Regions from separate parts of the Homo sapiens genome. Here all the other regions are linked to region 3. A link is an interaction called in ENCODE POLR2A ChIA-PET data of the cell type or tissue named here. Cell type or tissue: B cell. All regions are shown on one strand. Region 1 has its middle 15 kb from the start of HCG27. Region 2 overlaps LY6G6F-LY6G6D (LY6G6F-LY6G6D readthrough). Region 3 holds the start of TNF (tumor necrosis factor).

Region 1 (2,500 bases), 360 kb before region 3:
TCCTTAGAAAAATAGCTGATTCTAGGGGTGAAGTAGGAAAAATACAAGATAAGCCTGGAACATCTTGAAATGCTACAAAAGAACTGGGCATGGTGGCTCACGCCTGTAATCCCAGCACTTTGGGAGGCTGAGGCAGGCGAATCACAAGGTCAGGAATTCGAGACCAGCCTGGTCAACATGGTGAAACCCCATCTCTACTAAAAATACAAAAAATTAGCCAGGCGTAGTGGTGGGCACCTGTAATCTCAGCTACTCGGGAGGCTGAGGCAGGAGAATAGCTTGAACGTGGGATGCAAGACCAGGAAGACTCAATATTGTTAATATGTCATTTCTTCCCAACCTGATCTATAGAATCAATGCAATCCCAGTCAAAACCCCAGGACGTTATTTTGTGTATACTCACAAGCTGATTTAAAAATTTATATGGAGAGGCCGGGCACAGTGGCTCATGCCTGTAATCCCAGCACTTTGGGAGGCCGAGGTGGGCAGATGACCTGAGGTCAGGAGTTCAAGACCAGCCTCGCCAACATGGTGAAACCCCGTCTCTACTAAAAATACAAAAATTAGCTGGGTGTGGTGGCGGGTGCCTGTAATCCCAGCTACTTGGGAGGCTGAGGCAGGAGAATCGCTTGAACCCAGGAGGTGGAGGTTGCAGTGAGCTGAGATTGCACTCCAGCCTGGGCAACAGGAGCGAAACTCTGTCTCAAAAAAACAAAAAACAAACAAACAAAAAAGGTTTATATGGAGAGGCAAAAGGCCTAGCCAGCACAATATAGAAGGAAAACAAAGTCAAAGTACTGCCACACCTGACTTCAAGACTTTCTATAAAACTGCAGTAATCCAGACAGATAATTGGTATAGTCATTGCTGGAAGGAGTATGAAGGTTCCTCAAAAAATTAAAATATAGAACTACCATATGATCCAGCAATCCTACCACTGAATATATATTCAAAGGATATAAAATCTGTGTGTCAAAGAGATGTCTGCACTTCCATGTTCATTGCAGCATTATTCTTTCTTCTTTCTTTAGAGTTAGGGTGTCACTGCATTGCCCAGCTTGGTCTCAGAATCCTGGCCTTAAGTGGTCATCTTGCCTCAGCCTCCTGAGTAGCTGGATTCCATGTGCGAGCCACCACACCTGGCTGCAGTGTTATTCTCAAGAGCCAAGATATGGAATCAACCTAAGTATCCATTAATGGATGAATGTATAAAGAAAATGTGGTATATATACACAGTGGGATACTATTCAGTCAACAACATGAATGAACCTAGAAGACATTATGTTAAGTGAAATAAGCCAGGCGCAAAAAGACAAACATGATCTCACATATATGTGGAATGTAAAAAAAGCCAAACTCATATACATGGTGAGTAAACCGGTAGTTGTCAGAGGCTGGGAGGTGGGAGGATTGGGGAGGGGTAAGCAAATGACACAAAATTTCTTTTCTTTCTTTCTTTTTTTTTTTTTAAAGACAGAGTCTCGGCTGGGCGCAGTGGCTCAAGCCTGTAATCCTAGCACTTTGGGAGGCCGAGGCAGGCAAATTGCCTGAGCTCAGGAGTTAGAGACTAGCCTGGGCAACATGGTGAAACCCTGTCTCTACTAAAATACAAAAGAAATTAGCCGGGTGTCGTGGCATGCGCCTGTAGTCCCAGCTACTCGGGAGGCTGAGACAGGAGAATTGCTTGAACCCGGGAGGTGGAAGTTGCAGTGAGCTGAGATTGCACCACTGAACCACTGAACTCCAGCCTGGGCAACAGAGAGAGACTCTACCAAAAAAAAAAAAAAAAAAAAAAAAAAAAGACAAGAGTCTCTCTCTGTCACCCAGTCTGGAGTGCAGTGGCATGATCTTGGCTCATTGCAGTCTCTGAATCACTCGGGTTCAAGTGATTCTTGTGCCTCAACCTCCCAAGTAGCTGGGACTATATGCATGTGACACCACATCCAGCTAATTTTTGTATTTTTAGTTTCACCATGTTGACCAGTCTGGTCTCGAACTCCTGACCTCAAGTGATCCACCCGCCTCGGCCTCCCAAAGTGCTGGGATTACAGGCATGAGCCATCATGCCCGACCAACACAAAATTTCAATTAGATAGGAAGAATAAGTTTAAGAGATCTATTGTACTTTATGGTGATTAAACTTAGTAACCACATATTGTATATTTCAAAATTATAAGATAAATTATTTGAAGCATTATTACCACAAAAAGTATGTGAGGTAATGTATATGTTAATGGCTTGCTTTAGCCATTTTACAATGTATACGTATATGAAAACATGATGCTATACACCCAAATATAACTTTTATTTGTCAACCAAAATAATTTAATTTAAAAAAGACAGTGTTGTATTGGCAAAAGAATAGACAAATAGATCAATGAAACAGAATAGAGAACCAAGAAATAGACCCACGTAAATACAGATAAAGGAGCAAAGACAATACAGTGGAGAAAAGACTGTCTTTTCAATAAATGGCACTGGAAAAACTGGACATCCACAT
Region 2 (2,500 bases), 140 kb after region 3:
AATCAACCCCAGACTTCCTCACATGCAAGGGGAGGGAACTGAGTCAGGATAGAGATGCCTGTGCTCAGCTCCCACCCGGGGCCCCCTCCTTATCCTTCCTTATCCTAGGCACACACTCTTCCCTGTGGCGCCTTACCGGGGCATTCAGAGCATGTGAGCAGCTATCGCCACTCTGGCACTTCCTTCCTGCTGCCCTGAGGTCACACCCTATTTCTCGGGGGCAGAGGGAGTGTCTACTCAGGCTGGCAGGCCCAGTGGGGGTATGTTATTTATTGGGCCGGGGCCATGCTGGGATGTCTGTGAACCATGGGCGAGTCTGGGCTGGTGAAGCGAGGGAGGATATTGATGCTCCCAACTTGGCCATTCCCTAGTCTCAGGCAGAAATGAGCTGAGCTCCAGCCACACCCTCACAAGCAGCTCCACTGGGTGCCCTTTTGTGTCTCTGCTCAAGCTTGGGCCTTACTGGAAAAAAGCTTTCTCAGAAGTCTCACCTAAAGGCTTCAGGCTGCAGGGGCTTAAACTAAGCCATTGGCAAGAAAAAGGACGAAAATGACACAGATGGAGAATGAGGGGAGTGCCGTGGTCCAGGTTCCAGCTCCAGCCCAACCCACCAAGCAGCTACAGTTTGCTCTTAGAGCACACACACACAGACACACACACACACACACACACACACACACACACACACTGCAGTATCTGCAGTATTACTGGACTCCTAGATAGACCTTTTATTAAAGGTACTCTTCATAGTCCCCCAAGCCCTCCATCCTGAGTTCCCGACCTACCACATTAGTCTTTCCTAGCAAGACTCTCCTCCTTACCATACCTGATGCTCCTTTGATCCCCTTGCCTGAGATCCACAGTGTCATCAAAATGCCTGCCTTGCCAGTGACCTGGGCTGACACGGGGCATCAGCAATGGGCATCTAGAAAAGACAAAAGACGCAGAATAGGTGTTCTTTATGAGGTTGGACTCTGGGCAGGTGCCTCCCCAGGCCTTGTGAGGGGTCTGTGAGGGGTCTGCTGAGAGATCTGGGGTCTCTGTACAAAATTAGGTTCTCGGGCATGTCTCAAAGTGTCTGTGCAGGTGTTTCCAGGGCCGCAGTGATGGCGGGGGGTATCCTGGGTTGGGGGCTGCAGATCCACGGAAGCTAGTGGAGGAGGTGTCCTCTCCCAGCGAAGCTGGCCACAAAGAGGGGCAGGGAGGCGAGGAGGCTGGTGAGCTGCTGTGGGGAAGCGGCTATGTTGCACAGGTCCTGCTCGCAGCAGTGGTGCCACAGAGTGTAGGAGTGCAGCCAGTAGGTGGCATAGCCTGGCAGAGGGCACTGGGCCCTTGAGAGGCAGCTTTTTCACTCAGTGATCTCACTCTGGTCTGTGGGATGAAAGAGGCATGCTGAGGCGGGGGCCACAGGAAAGGCCGGATGGATGGAGGTAGGGAGCCTCCTGGAGAAGGGCCATTGGACCAGAGTCCTACCTGAAGTGCCAATACTGATGCCACAAGCTTCATCGTCCCGACACTCGGTGGGAACAGGGTGGCAGGGTTTGGTGAAGCCACAGATGTAGCAGCGGAGCCTTCCCCGGGCAGGGGACATGGTGAGACCTGTTGAGGCAGCAGAGATTAGGAGAGCAGGAGAGGCAAACCCTCCCTGTGGGGCAGGCAGAGGCCAGATCCGGAGAGGGATCACAGAGAGAGGTGACACATGAAGCAGAGAGAGGAAAGCTGTGGAATAAGGGAGGAAAGCTGACAGAAGTAGAAAAAATAGCTGGGCGCAGTGGCTCACGCCTGTAATCCCAGCACGTTGGGAGGCCGAGGCGGGCTGATCATGAGGTCAGAAGATTGAGACCATCCTGGCTAACACAGTGAAACCCCGTCTCTACTAAAAATACAAAAAATTAGCCGGGCATGGTGGCACATGCCTCTAGTCCCAGCTACTTGGGAGGCTGAGGCAGGAGAATCTCTTGAATCTGGGTGGCTGAGGTTGCAGTGAGCCGAGATCATGCCACTGCACTCCAGCCTGGGTGACAGAACGAGACTCTGTCTCAAAAAAAAAGAGGGAGACGATGCAGGAAAAGAAACAGAGATGGAGGCAAGAGGGGTACAGGGATTGAGAGATGCGCAGACATGAACAGAAGCCACAAGAATCAGAGACCAACATAAAAAGAGTGAGACAAAAAGCCAGACCCAGCAGCAGGGAAGTTGAGGGGGTCAGTGAAAAAGTTAAGTAAATGGCACCAGAGACAGATAGGAAAATAGAAATTGACATTGACCAAAGGGCCCAGCACAGAAGCAACACGTGAAATAAGGGATAGGGGAGACAGGGGCGGATCAAAGATGCAGCAAGGGGGAGACAGTTATTCTCAAATGCCTTGAAAGGAAACTCTTCCTTTCCCACCTCATCAGGCTGGCCTTCCCAGTGGCTGGTCTCCCTGAAGTCCCCCACTCCCCCAGCTCTCTTCTTGGCCTCTTCCAGCACCCACACCCCTCTCCTCCCCAGCCCTCA
Region 3 (2,500 bases):
CAGCTGCCGACCAGAGCCCCACACGGAGGCATCTGCACCCTCGATGAAGCCCAATAAACCTCTTTTCTCTGAAATGCTGTCTGCTTGTGTGTGTGTGTCTGGGAGTGAGAACTTCCCAGTCTATCTAAGGAATGGAGGGAGGGACAGAGGGCTCAAAGGGAGCAAGAGCTGTGGGGAGAACAAAAGGATAAGGGCTCAGAGAGCTTCAGGGATATGTGATGGACTCACCAGGTGAGGCCGCCAGACTGCTGCAGGGGAAGCAAAGGAGAAGCTGAGAAGATGAAGGAAAAGTCAGGGTCTGGAGGGGCGGGGGTCAGGGAGCTCCTGGGAGATATGGCCACATGTAGCGGCTCTGAGGAATGGGTTACAGGAGACCTCTGGGGAGATGTGACCACAGCAATGGGTAGGAGAATGTCCAGGGCTATGGAAGTCGAGTATGGGGACCCCCCCTTAACGAAGACAGGGCCATGTAGAGGGCCCCAGGGAGTGAAAGAGCCTCCAGGACCTCCAGGTATGGAATACAGGGGACGTTTAAGAAGATATGGCCACACACTGGGGCCCTGAGAAGTGAGAGCTTCATGAAAAAAATCAGGGACCCCAGAGTTCCTTGGAAGCCAAGACTGAAACCAGCATTATGAGTCTCCGGGTCAGAATGAAAGAAGAAGGCCTGCCCCAGTGGGGTCTGTGAATTCCCGGGGGTGATTTCACTCCCCGGGGCTGTCCCAGGCTTGTCCCTGCTACCCCCACCCAGCCTTTCCTGAGGCCTCAAGCCTGCCACCAAGCCCCCAGCTCCTTCTCCCCGCAGGGACCCAAACACAGGCCTCAGGACTCAACACAGCTTTTCCCTCCAACCCCGTTTTCTCTCCCTCAAGGACTCAGCTTTCTGAAGCCCCTCCCAGTTCTAGTTCTATCTTTTTCCTGCATCCTGTCTGGAAGTTAGAAGGAAACAGACCACAGACCTGGTCCCCAAAAGAAATGGAGGCAATAGGTTTTGAGGGGCATGGGGACGGGGTTCAGCCTCCAGGGTCCTACACACAAATCAGTCAGTGGCCCAGAAGACCCCCCTCGGAATCGGAGCAGGGAGGATGGGGAGTGTGAGGGGTATCCTTGATGCTTGTGTGTCCCCAACTTTCCAAATCCCCGCCCCCGCGATGGAGAAGAAACCGAGACAGAAGGTGCAGGGCCCACTACCGCTTCCTCCAGATGAGCTCATGGGTTTCTCCACCAAGGAAGTTTTCCGCTGGTTGAATGATTCTTTCCCCGCCCTCCTCTCGCCCCAGGGACATATAAAGGCAGTTGTTGGCACACCCAGCCAGCAGACGCTCCCTCAGCAAGGACAGCAGAGGACCAGCTAAGAGGGAGAGAAGCAACTACAGACCCCCCCTGAAAACAACCCTCAGACGCCACATCCCCTGACAAGCTGCCAGGCAGGTTCTCTTCCTCTCACATACTGACCCACGGCTCCACCCTCTCTCCCCTGGAAAGGACACCATGAGCACTGAAAGCATGATCCGGGACGTGGAGCTGGCCGAGGAGGCGCTCCCCAAGAAGACAGGGGGGCCCCAGGGCTCCAGGCGGTGCTTGTTCCTCAGCCTCTTCTCCTTCCTGATCGTGGCAGGCGCCACCACGCTCTTCTGCCTGCTGCACTTTGGAGTGATCGGCCCCCAGAGGGAAGAGGTGAGTGCCTGGCCAGCCTTCATCCACTCTCCCACCCAAGGGGAAATGGAGACGCAAGAGAGGGAGAGAGATGGGATGGGTGAAAGATGTGCGCTGATAGGGAGGGATGGAGAGAAAAAAACGTGGAGAAAGACGGGGATGCAGAAAGAGATGTGGCAAGAGATGGGGAAGAGAGAGAGAGAAAGATGGAGAGACAGGATGTCTGGCACATGGAAGGTGCTCACTAAGTGTGTATGGAGTGAATGAATGAATGAATGAATGAACAAGCAGATATATAAATAAGATATGGAGACAGATGTGGGGTGTGAGAAGAGAGATGGGGGAAGAAACAAGTGATATGAATAAAGATGGTGAGACAGAAAGAGCGGGAAATATGACAGCTAAGGAGAGAGATGGGGGAGATAAGGAGAGAAGAAGATAGGGTGTCTGGCACACAGAAGACACTCAGGGAAAGAGCTGTTGAATGCCTGGAAGGTGAATACACAGATGAATGGAGAGAGAAAACCAGACACCTCAGGGCTAAGAGCGCAGGCCAGACAGGCAGCCAGCTGTTCCTCCTTTAAGGGTGACTCCCTCGATGTTAACCATTCTCCTTCTCCCCAACAGTTCCCCAGGGACCTCTCTCTAATCAGCCCTCTGGCCCAGGCAGTCAGTAAGTGTCTCCAAACCTCTTTCCTAATTCTGGGTTTGGGTTTGGGGGTAGGGTTAGTACCGGTATGGAAGCAGTGGGGGAAATTTAAAGTTTTGGTCTTGGGGGAGGATGGATGGAGGTGAAAGTAGGGGGGTATTTTCTAGGAAGTTTAAGGGTCTCAGCTTTTTCTTT

The links. ChIA-PET counts read pairs that join two places held together with the same protein. Peaks named below come from ENCODE experiments on the same cell type or tissue, not always from the same donor. Only the 100,000 strongest peaks of a DNase experiment are listed, where the experiment ranks them.
Region 1: POLR2A ChIA-PET joins it to region 3 with 10 read pairs; 2 of 35 experiments call an interaction of 5 or more read pairs at or near these places.
Region 2: POLR2A ChIA-PET joins it to region 3 with 13 read pairs; 6 of 35 experiments call an interaction of 5 or more read pairs at or near these places.

The regions. Positions count from the first base shown.
Region 1 is chr6:31,211,870-31,214,369 of GRCh38, forward strand. No RefSeq gene overlaps it. Among named protein-coding and RNA genes, the nearest start is that of HCG27, 15 kb to the left of the region's middle. RefSeq lists an enhancer at 1-97 and a silencer at 599-784. In B cell, no CTCF peak of the experiment used is centred here; no DNase peak of the experiment used is centred here.
Region 2 is chr6:31,711,191-31,713,690 of GRCh38, forward strand. The region is part of intron 4 of LY6G6F-LY6G6D (LY6G6F-LY6G6D readthrough); the gene reads left to right. It also overlaps the pseudogene LY6G6E. Among named protein-coding and RNA genes, the nearest start is that of LY6G6D, 2.9 kb to the right of the region's middle. RefSeq lists an enhancer at 2,108-2,500. In B cell, CTCF peaks have their summits at 1,273 (motif pointing right) and 1,473; a DNase peak (open chromatin) is centred at 1,291.
Region 3 is chr6:31,574,251-31,576,750 of GRCh38, forward strand. LTA (lymphotoxin alpha) reads left to right here. Exons shown (of 4, transcript NM_000595.4): 4 at 1-74. It overlaps TNF (tumor necrosis factor), which reads left to right and starts at 1,315. Exons shown (of 4, transcript NM_000594.4): 1 at 1,315-1,677; 2 at 2,284-2,329. The coding sequence starts at 1,492. In B cell, no CTCF peak of the experiment used is centred here; DNase peaks (open chromatin) are centred at 141, 631, 1,271 and 2,251; H3K4me3 peaks cover 1,838 bases; H3K27ac peaks cover 2,500 bases.